Regions from separate parts of the Homo sapiens genome. Here region 1 is linked to region 2. Evidence: chromatin loops called from intact Hi-C (ENCODE). Cell type or tissue: chondrocyte. All regions are shown on one strand. Each heading gives the region's core, and the rest is flanking DNA. Links, peaks and the distances in the headings are about the cores only.

Region 1 (6,906 bases), core at 482-5,481, 490 kb before region 2:
GGGGCTGGAGGCAGAGGGAGGCGAGAGCGCGAGGGCGAGAAAGGGGGCGAGCAAAGGGGAGAGGGGCCAGCCAGGCGACACCCACCTCCGACATACCCGCCTAAAGAACTCCGGTGCACATGGTGCGATGAAATATGTTTGGAAGGATGCACCAATAAAAAGAATCATCACCCGGCAGATTTCAGAATGACAAATAACAGGCATTGATATTCACTGTCATCCAAGGAGTCAAATGCTAGATCTAGTGGCATGCTATTCTTAGTACGTATTTACACAAAGCATCAGTGTTTATTATCTATTTTTAAGCCATGGCTTCTGAATTACTTTGTGTGGGGAGCAGTATTTGAGATCAGGTGTGAAAACACGAGAGCAGAAATGTTGACTTGTCAAAATGCACTTAAACCCTTCTTTAAATGTTGTTTTTAACTTAATCTATTATCAATAAAAATATGAGCAATATTGATGCTCTGTGACAAATTAAATTGTCTTTTAATAGCCTTTAAAACTGAATTAGTGTTAATGAGTATTTGCAATGCTACCTAATTACATAAATACAATTGTACAAAAAAAAAACCCTTAAAATTAAAATTATATTTCAGGTATAGAGTTCTGTCCCTTCATCTACTTCTTTCCCTCAAAAATATGCTACTTCTAAGTATTCAGATAGTTGTGAGTCAAACTGAGTCAGTAATGCTGTCTGGATATCTTGGAATTAGTAAATTCTTCATTTAAAATTTCCCTGACACCGATTTTTCTTAACTCTTACTGTAGCAAAATGCCTGTCGCAATCTAAATAAGGAACCACATGTGTTTGCATCTTTTGTCCTTTGTGTTTTCACTTTCTTCTACCAGTAGTAATAGAAGAATGTGTGTGAAGTCGGATAATGCTTTCCCCTTTCTCCTTCTCCCTTTAGCTAATAATAATATATTTTATTATTAATTCATTTCACAGTAAAGCTAAAATAGTAGGCATTTAACCATTAAAAATTCAGCAAACGGAAAGCCAAAGAAAACTACTATCCCATCAGCAATTTTCAGCCAAATAAAATAAAATTTTAAAAGCAGGAAAACTACTTTTTATGAATTTACTCCAACATAGCTACCCTAGAGTTTAAGATGAGGAAGCTACTCTTTCTGAAAGAGGAAACCTTCCATAAGGCTCCCTTGGGACCCTTGTCATTTTGCAAAGCCTTCCAGACACAGCCCCTCTGCATGCATTAGATTAAAAGCGGGTTTGATCAAATAATTCCCAGGTCCTGCCTGTTTAAGTATTCTGACATCAGAGGAAATTAGCTACGTTGAAGGTTGCAAATTTGGTCTTTGTTTACTTTCCGCTCTGTTAGGCCTCTAAGAAGGAATTAAAAGCTCAGAGAGCCCGAGCGCTGTGAGTCTGTGATTAGGAGAGATAAGCTAGTGTGGCTTACTATTTCTTCACTCGTGAAAAACAGGCAACAATCAAAAGATTATAGGTTGATAAGGAATAAAAAGGAAGCCTGATCTTAACTAATGTATGGTTCCCTGAAGGATCACTTCTTTTGACAGTTACACCACAGAAGGAAATGGGACCTGCTATTGCTTCCTGGGTTCTGTCGTTTCAGGAAAATTTCCATGTCCACTCCACAAGGAATCATTTTCCCATCCTTTCTGCTTGTATTTCTCAGCTACTGTTAGTGCCCTAAACCTTGAAATCCTCTAACTCTGGCACAGGAAGTATTTCAAACTGGACATACTCTGCTAACAGCAGCCATTCTACGCATTCGTGGGAAGCGCCAATCAATTCACCAAGTGGGAATTCATTATATAACAGAGGACAGAGAGTCTGAGGAATTAAGTTAATGTGCAAGGTCATTTACCTAGCCCTTCAAAAAGCCATCCGACACTATACTTAATAGCTTATTGTCAAAAGAAATTTTAAGATTCTGACCTTTATATTTACCCATGGTGGTATAATAATAACTCAACTTGTCAAGAGTGTAAACATCATAGCTACAAATTCAAGCATTATACGGGGTCAATTTCTAGGTTCCAATTTGCTGCCATTTACAATACACAATTATGGTGATATGTTCTGCAGTACTGTTTCAAAATAGCCAACATTTGGTTTCCTTCTTTCAATTTCAACGTACACAAGGCCTAGGAGTCACACACACACATGCACATACACAAACACACACAATCATCAGCAAAGATATCTCTGAACAAGGTTAGAGAATCCAAGTCATATAAACATTTGTCTCCACACCTGCCACACATTTGTTCATAACAATGTCATTATTGCACTTGAGGACAAAAATGTATGGGTCTCTGAGGAGACAAAAGTGATGTATATATCCTGATATGTGTTCCTTTGTGAAAGGTATAGTGTCTAGGTAGATAAATCCTATCAATAAAACTGATAGATGGCAAGAGATAGCAAGACATAGCAATATTTGTTTCCTAGAATATGACATAAATAATAATACACAAATGTTTAATGACATGATGTCAAAATTTAGTCATGAGAAGTCTCAAGGATGCAGATTAAATTGACCATCTGTACAGCCTGCCATGAAGTAAATCGTTCGTCATTTTTCATGGAGAACTGTTCAAATATTAATGAGCCAGTGCGATAAAAGTTCTCCAAACCAATGAATGACAAATGCAAAGCATATTTTTTTAATATTTAGAAATGAAAAAATTCTAAACTTATCACCTCTCATGTGATAGGTGTCTTTATTCTGCCTCTATTAATTTTGCTATCATTTCTAAACTCCAGAGGTAAGGATGTGAACATACCTATACACATCTGTTTTCTCTTTTATTAGAACATAAACATATAAATATATATTACAACTCATGAGACTCATGACAATGACTTTTAGTCATTAGTATCAATATTTTAAAACAATTATGAAATATTCAGTTCCTTGATGGAAAGGGAAACAACTTTTAACATCAACAGTTTTATAATTATAAAAAAGTGAAGAAATATAGTTATTTATTGATAGTATTACATATGGAAATATCTAAAGATGTCCATTTTGAAATAAAAACTTAAAAATAATTCTCCACATAAATGCATTTTGCATCCTAAAAAATAAAAAATACCCAAAGGAATTCTATTTGTGCAACCTCTAGGTGTCACACTTGACCAAGATTTGGATGAGACAAAATTTATTTTGGGCTTCTTTCTATCCTCCCCTTCCCTTGACACCCACCCACCAAGTTTATAGGTACACCTCATTTTACTGTGCTTTACACATATTTTTGTTTGTTTGTTTGTTTAACAAATTTAAGGCTTGTGACAACTTGGCATTGAGCAAGTCTATCAACATAATTTTTCCCACATGAAGTGCTCACTTCATGTCTCTATCACATTTTGGTAATTTTCATAATTTTTCAAATGTTGTCACTATTATTCTATCTGTTATGGTGATCTGTGATCTGTGATCTTTGATGTTACTGTTGTAATTATTTTGGGGCACCACATACTGTGCCCATATAAAATAGCAAACTAAATTAATGAATGTTGTTGTGTATTCTGACTTCTCCACCAACAGGCTGTTTCCCTATCTCTCTCTCGTTGGGCCTCCCTTTTCCCTGAGACATATGAATATTGAAATTAGGCTAATTAATAACCCTACAATGGCTTTTAAGCGTTCAAGTGAAAAGAAGAATTACAAGTCTCTCATTTTCAATCAAAAGCCTAAAATTATTAAGCTTATTAGGGAAGGCATATCAAAAGCCAAGATAGGCCAAAAGCTAGGCCTCTTGCACCAGTTAGCCAAGTTGTGAATGCAAAGGAAAGTTCTTGAAGAAAATTAAAAGTACTACTTTAGCAAATACACATATGAAAGGAAGCAAAACAGCCTTATTGCTGATATGGAGAAAGCTTTAGTGATCTAGATAGAAGATCAAATCAGCCACAACATTCCTTTAAACCAAAGCCTAATCCAGAGAAAGGCCCCAATTCTATTTAAACCTGTAAAGACCAAATGACATGAGGAAGCTGCAGAAAAGTGTGAAGCTGGCAGAGACTGTTTCATAAGGTTTAAGGAAAGAAGCCATGTTCACAACAAAATTGCAAGGTGAAGCAGCTGTAGCAAGCTACTCAGAAGATGTAGCTAAGATCACTGATGAAAGTAGCCACATTAAACAATTTTCAACATAAACAGATGAAAGTACCTACATTAAACAATCAATTTTCAACATAAATGAAAAAAGCCTTCTATTAGAGGAATATGCCATCTAAAATTTTAATAGCTAGAGAGGAGAAGTCAATGCTTGGCTTTAAAATTTCAAAGGACAGGTTGACTCTCTTGTTAGGGTCTAATTCAGCTGGTGATTTTAAGTTGAAGCCAATGCTTACTTACCATTCTGAAAATCCTAGGGCCCTCCAGAATGTACTAAATCTACTCTGCCTGTGCTCTATAAAGGTAACAATAAAGGTGAATAACTGCCCATCTCTTTAGAGCATGGTTTACTGAATATTTTAAGCCCATTGTTGAGATCTACTGATCAGAAAATAAGATCTCTAATGGAGATATACAGGATATTAATATTTTCATACCTGATAATACAACATCAACTCTGCAGCCCGTGGTTCAAGGAGTAATTTTGACTTTCAAGTCATTATTTAAGGAATATATTTTGTAAGGTTTAAGCTTCCTTACATTATAATTCGTCTAATGGATCTGGGCAAACTCACTTGAAAACTTTCTAGAAAGGGTTCACCATTCTAGATACCTTTAAGAGCATTGATGTTTTATGGGAAGAAGTCAAAATACAAATATTAACAGGTTTGAAAGAAGTTGATTTCAACCCTCATGAATGACTTCTAGGGGTTCAAGACTTCTCTGGAGGAAGTCAATACAGATGCAGTTAAAAAAGCAAGAACACTAGAATTGAAAGTGGAGTCTAAAGATGTGATTCAATTGTTTCAGTCTCCCGATAAAATATGAACACATGAGGAGTTGCTTCTTAGGAATGAGCAAATAAAGTAGTTTCTTGAAATGGAATTTACTTCAGGTGAAGATACTATGAAGAGCGTTGAAATGACAACAAAGGATTTAGAATGTTACATAAATTTAGTTAATAAAGCAATGGCAGGATTTGAGATGATTGACTCCAATTTTGAAAGCAGTTCTACTGTGGTTAAAATGCTATCAAACAGCATCACATATTACACAGAAAGCTTTCATGAAAGGAAGAGACCATCAATGCAGCAAACTTCATTGCTGTCTTATTTAAGAAATTGCCATAACCACCTTAACCTTCAGCAACTACCACCCTGATTAGTTAGCAGCCATTGACATCAAGGCAACACCTGCTACCAGCAAGAAGACTACAATTTGCTGAAGGCTCAGATGATCATAGGCATTTTTTAGCAATAAAGTATTTTAAAATTATGTACATTTTTAGACATAATGCTATTGCATACTGAATAGACTATAGTATAGTTTAACAATAACTTTTATATGCCTTCGGAAACCAAAATATTAGCATAACTTGCTTTATTGTATTTGCTTTATTTCAATAGTCTGAAACCGATTTCTCTATAACTCTGAGGTATGCCTTTATTAAAAGACAGAAATTTTCATCTTTTATCTTTACAAGTAGCTATATATTTTACTTTTTTGTTTTTTCAAATTCCGGCTTTAGTATTTCTTCTCTCTTTTCTTTCCCATTTCTTTCCTTTTTTTTTTTTTTCTTAATAGACACTGTTTTGTTGTTGGTTTGTTGGTTGTTTGGTTGTTTTGGTGGTTTGTAAATTTACGTATGAGGGACGAGCAGATTTTAAATTTCAGATTGTTTTACATAAAATTAATCTCATTGTTTCTCCATTTTATTCATTAAAAAACCTGTTTGAAAATAAAATCTGCTGCAAATGATTGGACCCCTTGATTTTAACATCAGGTGAAAAAATACAGTATTCTGTTTCAGAACCTTTCAGAGTTTGGGGAATGGATTGCTCACTGCAGGACTTACAATGAGGAAGAACCTCATCCCAGATGGAACGTAAGGAATCAAAAGACCCTGGCACTAGGTAGCAGAAATATTGTTAAACATTTTTTACTAGTGGTATTCTTGCCAAACTCTTTCAAAAAATTGAAGATGAAAACATTCTTCCTAACTCATTCTATGAGTATAGCATTATCTTAATACCCAAACTAGACAATGACACAACAATGAAAGAAAACTACAGGCCAATATTGCTAATAAACAGAGATTCAAATATTCTTGACAAAATAATAGCAAGCTAATTCCAACCACATATCAAAAATAATATACCACAATCAAGTGGGTTTTATCTCAGAGATGAAAGGATGGCTCAATATGTATAAATCAATAAAGCGATATATCACCTCAACAAGATGAAGGTCAAAAATATATTATCACCTAAAAAGATATAGAAAACAGCATTTGATAAAATCAACATCTTGTCATGATAAAAACTGTCAACAAATTAGGTATAGAAGGAACATATCTCAATGAAATAAACACATATATGTTATATATATGACAAACCCATAGCTAACATTATACTCAACTATAAACTTCCCTCTTAGGACTACTTTTGCCAAATCCTATGAGATTTAGTATGTTCCATTTCCATTTTCATTTGTCTCAAGTTTCTTTAATTTCCCTTCTAATGTCTTCATTGACTCAATTGTTCAGGAATGTGTTGTTTAATTTCCATGTATTTAAAAATTTTAAACGTTCTTTATATTATTGTTTTCTCTTTATTCCATTGTAGTCAGAAAAGACACTTGATATTATTTAAATCTTCTTAAGTTTGTTAAGACTCATTTTCTGGCATAACATGATCTGTCTTGGGAGAGTACTCCATGTGCACTTGAGAAGACTATGTATTCTACAGCTACTGGGTGGAATGTTTTGTTTATGTCTGTTAGGTCCATTCAGGCT
Region 2 (7,954 bases), core at 1,596-6,595:
AATGTGAGCTTTTTGCTTGAATTATTCAAGTCTAAACTCTGCCATAAATGTAACCTGTAAATATTTAAACTAATGCAAACAAAAGAACTTGGTTTTATCATTTTGATATGTAGTATCTCTCTGCCCCACCACCCCCTTGTCTGGTGTTATCAGAAATACAGTTTGATAACATGAATCAAGCTAATAACATTAGCTTATGACTGATTACCTGTACAGTTTGGCCTGATACAAAAATTCTGCGTAATTAATTTTAATCTTACAATAACACTGGTGGGACTGTAGACCATTTCCCTTAATTTAAATACATAATTTGCAACTTGAATACATCTGCAATAATGAAATGTCAGAATCTTTTACTCTGAAAAGAGCATAACTATAAATACAACTAAAATTTTATACACATAACTTTTTTTATTAATTTTATTGCCCCTCTTGAATTAAGAAAAATAATGCAATGATTCTTTAATTTTCAACTCATATTATTCTTAAAGTCCCTAAATTGGTATTTCCAAAAAGCTGCATTAAGGCTAATTGAAGATTCTGCAAAAGATACATTATGAAACTAAGATAACTATAAAAATGTTAAGTAGTACAAATACATATAAAGTAATATATAAAATCTACTTAAATCACCCCTTACCTCCCAATCCCACTCCCCTGAGGTAACAAATCTTAATTATTTGGTATCAGTCTTTTTATACATTTTCTATAATACTAAAAACTTATGTGTATTCACATATATGTGTGGGGGCCAAAGGCTCTTGGAAGATTCTCTGAAAAATCAACTCACAAAAGGCAGATTTATAGAAGAAAAAGCATACAAATTTATTTAACATGTATACATGGGAGCTTTCAGAAGACTCAAGGATACAGAAGAAATTGTCAATGTTTATGTTTAGGTTATGGATAGCCATGTAGAAACATGATCGGACAAAAAGGGCAAGATATAATGATAATGGGCTGAGTGGGGAAACTCTGGCTGTCTAGATTCTTCTGAGCATGCATTCCCTCCTTGGTGTGAGGAAGAGCCCTCTCTAGAATGGGGGTCTCATGATCTACAGTCAAACAAGGTATGTCAGACAATTTCTTTATGGCCAGTTTTTACACAGAAAGGCAAGGGAAAAATAGAGTAATATTATTAGGTTTTATGACTAGCTTTGGAGAAAAGGGGCTCTGATTTCTGTGACCTGCCTTGGGGAAGAGAGATTCTAGTTTTTATGGCTAGCCTCCAGGGAGAACACGACTGAGAGACAGGGGAACAGGAAAAGGTCAGAAAAAAACTTTTGCTCTGAGGCTGCTGCGGAGGCCTTCATTTTAAAATACTGTTTTCTGAGCCCCATCATATGAAAACATATGCATTTTTAAATTGGAGTATACTATATTTATTGTCTGGAAATATTTCTCTCATCTTTTCATCTAACATAGTCATCTTCATACAATATAAGATATAGCTCTACATTAATGATTGTTTTATTGGCTATATAGAAATCTCATGGCTTGAAATATAATGATATAACTATTTTTCTATTAATGATCACTTAACATTTTATTATTTTATAATTGTTAATTTATCACATATAATTTATTTTTAAATTTTAATATTAAAAACCATGCTACAATAAATGTTTTTGGAGATAGAATTTTACTCTAAGCATTGTCTCTCTTAAATGGCTATTTCTAAATTTCCACTGATCGGTCTCCTTTTATAGCACTGCTCTTAAAGGGGAAATAACTCAAGTTTGGTCCTCAAAGGTTACACATCTTGATTTTAATTTGTATTTGTTAATCTAATTCAATTATTGTTCAATATTAGCTGAAGTATTCAGGCCAACTTCAACTCAAATGAGCAACTTAAAAATAAGAAAAAAGCTAAGAAGGTGGATGTTATGTGTTCTCACCATAAATACAACTATATGAAGTAATGCATTCACTAGTTAGCTAGATTTAACCATTTCACAACATATATATACTACAAATCGTGTTATACATGGCAAATACATATACTTTTATGTCAATTAAAAATAAATTTGAGAAAAAAGAAATAAAGTTGATTGTATAGTTTATCTATTTCAGAACAAAAACTGTAATATGGGAGTTTAAGCATGTTTACTTTCTCTGACAGTTTGGTAGGTATAATAAAAAATTTACCTTGTTTTTTTAAAAAATAAGTAGCAGTCATTTTAATTAATTGCAATGTGGCTTTTAAAAAGAGCTTGAGGCCTAATTAGTTAAAATCTTACATGTGTATTTTCAGCATGAGTGTTCTATTAGAAGCTAAAAACTGGTTACTCATTTATTTTTAACCATGCTCATCATTTTAGTATTCCCTGATGGTGGGGAAATCTAACATTCTTTTTCTAGCAAGTTGTCTCACTGCTGCTTACTAACAGGTACTGGCAGAGCCTGTAATCTGCCTACCCACAAAGGTTAGAAATGAATTTTGGCATTTTGGTGGACACTCAATATTTACCCACTTGGAAGACAACAATAGTGCTCAAAACAATGAGATATATAAATTTCCTTGTTCGGTTTAACGGTGGCTGGAAGATAAGTCACTCAAGCAGTGCTGACAGGTATTACTCTGTCTGAGATCTCTGTTCTCTCATTTGAGAAGAAAAAACAACAAATTCCTTGTCACCCTCTTCCTTTCTAGTGCAAATCTAAGACTGGAAGTTTTTTTGAACATATTATGCATCAGGACTTGATCATTAACTGGAAACTACCTTCTGTCCTCTCTAGTTCATTGCTCCTCTTGGTTCAGCCCTATGGATCTAGAAAAATCTCACCCTTGCTCCACACACAGAGCCAGGCAGACAGCCCAGAGACAACCCTCAAAGTGAGCAATTTAGGTTTTGTTCTGGTAGCACAAAATTCCATTTCCTCTAGTTATTTTTTCTTTTATAGAAATGAAAATAAAATAAAAGTATATTTTTCAAAATATTTGCCTGTGATTTATGTAAGTACCCACATGTTAAACCAAACTCTGTTGCTGCCTTGCAATATTTTCCTGGATTGAACCAGCCAGTATCCTTCAAGTCTTCTATGTAGGCCAATCACTATTAGAAATGAGTGGTCAGAATATATTTGTCTGTAATGTTTAATTTACTTCATCTGTAATGCTGCAGCCGGGGTATTTTATGGCATTACACTGGAAATGGCTTGACTCTTTGATATGGGGAGATAGATCTCAGGTCAAAACCCAAGGAATAATTGATTATTTTCACAAGAAGAGGGTTGAAAACTAATATCCTCCCCTCCTACAGTCCTCAGAAAATATCAGCCAGCAGTGAGAATGCATCATCAGAGAATGCTGATGTAATAGGCAGACAGATCAGGGAGATGAAGTATCACACAGTCACCATCTCCATTAACTAATGTAGGAGGAAGCATCAAAGTTGTCCACAAAAAATAATTGACAGGTCTTGGTGCCTAAAGACACATACACAAGCCGTAAGAATTTCCTTTCATTTAGTAATCAGAGCCCTCAACAAAGAAAGGAACCTCTTAGCTTGGGCAGCATTAAAACAAAACACTGAAGGAAGTACAGATGATTATCTTGAGATCTTAGACGAAACCAAACTAGACCCTAACAATATCGCTTGACCATATTATCGAGGATTATAACCAATTCCTTGGTGAGGAAGATTAAAGTTTGATAATAGAATCTACTTTATATACATTGTATCTATACCTATTTGTCTAATCTATCATCACCTGTATATCATCTATGAAATTAGAAAATAAATTGGGATAATTCTCACTATAATGTGTATGTCCAGTAAGTTTCATTATTGTTCTTAAGCTCATAGTGTCTCTAATCAAAGACTCTCTAGATACAGTCATGTCCAGATATATAGTTGGGAGAAATCCACTTACTTCAGACAAACTTATGGTTTTTGTCTGAAGAAGCATATTTAAGAAAACATTATCCCTTACAAAGACTTTATTTTCTGTCAGGGTGTGCTACATATTGACTTACTATTTCTCAGTGACAGGGGAAAAGGCATAATCTTGAAATATTTGAAAGTACTGGCTATCTTCACAGTTTTTTTCCAAGTTCAATGTATACAGGAAGTAAAAAATGTTTTCTGCCCAACCTAATATTACTCAGAGAAATTTTAATCTCAGACGGATTCAGTTAAGTCACCAAATCTTCGAAGGAAAGTAGTATCTTTTACAAGCACAATGAGAATTTTTAACTGCTCTCAGACAAGTGGCTATAATTATTGGAGATTATCAGGTATAACTAAGACTCTAGGCTCACAGGAAAAACTGATGTCATATTAATTATGAAGAATTTTATTTTTGAAAAATGTCATGTTTGCCTTAAATATTTAATATTTTCTCTTATCAAAATGTGTTACCTGGGAACTGAGGATCTAGCACCATCTGCAGGCAAAATAAGCTAATTTCATCTGGCAGTAGAAACAATTTTACAGAAGTTTAAAACAGGTTAAAATTCTTTCAACAATGATGTATAAGTCTGTCCTTACAATAAAAAAATAAATTGGAATGCCACCTGCTTTGTCCTCCGTTTCTTTTATTTTCTCAAAGCATCTGCAGTGGCCGTTGATAAGAGTACTGTAGTCTCTGAACTGGTATGCTTAAGACTACAATACTCTTGCCAGGAAGGGCCCCATTTTGATCAGCGGGGGAGGTACATCGGCTATGGCCCACAGTATTTTTAAAGGCCCACAAAAATGTTTCATGTCTTTTAAAATCAGTATTAAAAAACTTTTAGGTCAAATAAACTATTTTAATATATGATATTAACGTATTCATCTTTATATCAACCCAGTTATAAAATATACTTTTTGATATTTTTAAATGGAGAGAGGGGTCTGTGAAGACAAAAGTGCCGAGGGCCCACTAAGTTCAAAAGGGTCTTTTTTGGAGGCTGATGGCTAGAGTCCAAAGAACTACACAGGTGAATACGGAGGGGAATCAACTTAACCCTGGTTAACTACTTAGAACACAGCTTGGCACGCATTCAGCTCTCAATTTGAGTCATTATATGCCAGCTACCTTTAGCCTTCTTAGTCTGGTTCTCACTACTTGTATGCCAGAGCTTATTTAAAGTTCATGTTTGCATATTTTGTTTTTAATCTCACATCTTAATTAGTGCTTTTTAAAGTTAATCAGTGAACAAAATTACCAACATATAGTAATCATTGGAAAACTCTAAAATCCAAACAGAGAAGTCTTCCTGTCATTTCTTCAGCTGGTATGACTGATTCATCTTTAGCAACAACAAAAAATAACAAAATGCATGTGTTGGGGATTTAGATAACAACCATTGTGAAAAATTATTTGCAATTATATTAGCCCATTTTCACACCACTCTGAAGAACTACGTGAGACTGGCTAATTTATAAAGAAAGAGGTTTAACTGACTCACAGTTCCATATGGCTGAGAGGACTCGGGAAACTTAAAATCATGACGAAAGGCGGAGGAGAAGCAAGCACGTTCTTCACACAGCAGCAGGAGAGGACGGGGTGGGGGAAGTGCCACACTTTTAAACCATTCGATCTCGTGAGAACTCACTCACTATGACGAGAACATCATGGGGAAACCACCTTCATGATCCAACCACCTTCTACCAAGTCCCTCCCTCGACAAGTGGGGATTACAATTTGAGATGAAATTTGGATAGGGACACACACAGAGCCACAGCATATCAATAATAATCTCATTTTAAATTTAAAATTACACAGTACTCTTATGATGTAAATATTTTTTATCCCCATTTTACAAATGAGGGAATTCACGTATAGAAGGAGGTAAAGTTCTCTGTGCGAGTACACACAACTGTGGTGAGTTAGAGCCAGGATCTGGGATCGAATTAAAATCCAGGTGCACCTGACTCTGAAGCCTCACAGCAATGTGTCCTGCAGCTGTCCTGCCTCCAGTTCTATTTCTACATGGTGCTCTTCGCAGACACCTCTCCACATACAAATGTATATCCACAGCTAGAACAAAACAAACTGGTAATTCTCAAATTCTTCTTGAAGTGAGTTTTTTTCAAAATATTTTTGTCCAACAAATAAATTAAATACCTCATTTTAACAGGCATATTTTTATTAACCCATAATGTGGATTGAAAAGCGGAAAGAAATATCTTTAATAAATTATCAAGTGATCTTGAGCCATTAAACATTCTTGGCTTTTTCTAAAAATAGATGATAGCATGTAGTTAATAGGCCTTGGTGTCAGATATGCATTCAAATACAATCACGGCAAAGTGTAAGCAGCAGGGTATTTAGGAAACAATTGGAGTTCTCTAGGCTTTGGTGTTGTCATCTGTAAAATAGAGAGAAATCTTTTCTCTCAAAAACTTGATTGTCTGAAAGATTGTTAATTAAAATCCCTAGCATCACGCTCAATACATTTTGGTTTTCTTTCTTCTAATTATCCCCACTTAATTTATTTAATTGATAATCACATAATTGATCTACTTCCACTCAGGAAAGCACTTCTGATTTTTATGGTGTGCTATTGAATAATTATGAAAATAAAGTGGATGCTGAGTGAAGAGGTTATCATACCTAGCAGTCTTTTGACAGAAATATTTGTCCATAGTAGTTTTAGTTTACCTGCCTTCAATAAATAAAGCAAAAATTGAAAATCTTTGACAACCAAGCTCTGAGAACTTTCTGAATTTAGAACTGTTGCCTTCCCAACTCAGAACATGAATGATATGGTTTGGCTGTGTCCCTATCCAAATCTCATCTTGAATTGTAGCTCCCATAACTCCCTTGTGTTATGGGAGGGATCCAGTGGGAGATAATTGAATCATGGGGATGATTTCCCCCATACTGTTCTCATGGTAGTGAATACGTCTCAAGAGATCTGGTAGTTTTATAAGGGGAAACCCCTTTCACTTGGGTCTCATTCTCTTGTCTCCCGCCATGTGAGACACCTTTGGTCATGACTGTGACACCTCCTCAGCCACGTGGAACTGTGAGTCCATTAAACCTCTTTCTTTTGTAAATTGCCCAGTCTTAGGTACGTCTTTATCAGCAGTGTGAAAATGAACTAATATAATGAGCTTCACCATAACTTAGCAAACAGCCAATTCCATCTGCCATGATTCTGCTGGCCCTGATCTGGGCTGATTGCCTAGGGATGGTCACTGGTTCACGCCCATCCAGTGGTACCAATTTCTGTGAGATTTTTCTCAGCCAAGACTTTTGAACTAAATGTCATGTCTTCTAGTCAATGGGTGGCAGTAATTGGAACAGAAAGATCATCACATTGATCTGCTGGCTACATTGAATCCTGAGGAAAATCAATAAAGAACAGCAATGGGCAAAGAGAATTAAAGATTTACAGAGAGGCCAAGAAGAGACAATCCATGCAGGTCCAGAAAGAGAAAAGAATGAGTCTCTTGATTGCTTCCTGGCTCCCATTAAACCCAGCCTCACTTCTTGTCTTGAATGCTGTATCTTTTTAATTAACCACCATGTCTATTGAGTTGAATCAAAGGAAGAAAAAAAAAAACCTTAACTCGATGGCTCCCACCTGGAAAAGGGGAGGCAGTTTCCACTAAAGTGGGGCTGTTAGAAAAAAGATAGAAAATTAGGAAAACTGAGGGTAGTTTCCCACTCTTCATTGCCAGGGATAGGTAGCAATCCAACATATCTGTCTGCTGCAAACTTGTCCTGGCCATTACAAGCCATGACTGTTTAAAGGAAATAGAGTGTCAAGGATGCTGCCCATATTTTCAACATCATCAAAGAGTTTAAGTGTTACATGATGAGGTCCTTGTGAGGCAAACTGAAAACTGGAGGAAATAAACTTGACAAGAATTGTAAACAGGTCAGTTTGTGCAGCCTGTTTTCTGAAATTAAGGGCTGAGTTCTGTGAAAAATAGAAGTCATCTGAGAATAAGTCTTATTTCTTATTCAACATTACATATTAGTGATTTTAGCACACTTGCTTTACTGCTGTTTA

The links. Hi-C counts contacts between places; a loop is a spot of excess contacts. Peaks named below come from ENCODE experiments on the same cell type or tissue, not always from the same donor. Only the 100,000 strongest peaks of a DNase experiment are listed, where the experiment ranks them.
Region 1: a loop joins it to region 2, with 7 times the contacts of the local background. A loop is called at or near these places in 36 of 110 quality-filtered maps.

The regions. Positions count from the first base shown.
Region 1 is chr7:11,832,336-11,839,241 of GRCh38, forward strand. No RefSeq gene overlaps it. Among named protein-coding and RNA genes, the nearest start is that of THSD7A, 3.6 kb to the left of the region's middle. RefSeq lists an enhancer at 1-540. In chondrocyte, for the core only: a CTCF peak has its summit at 3,134 (motif pointing right); no DNase peak of the experiment used is centred there.
Region 2 is chr7:12,318,096-12,326,049 of GRCh38, forward strand. No RefSeq gene overlaps it. Among named protein-coding and RNA genes, the nearest start is that of VWDE, 82 kb to the right of the region's middle. In chondrocyte, for the core only: CTCF peaks have their summits at 4,161, 4,392 (motif pointing left) and 4,597; no DNase peak of the experiment used is centred there.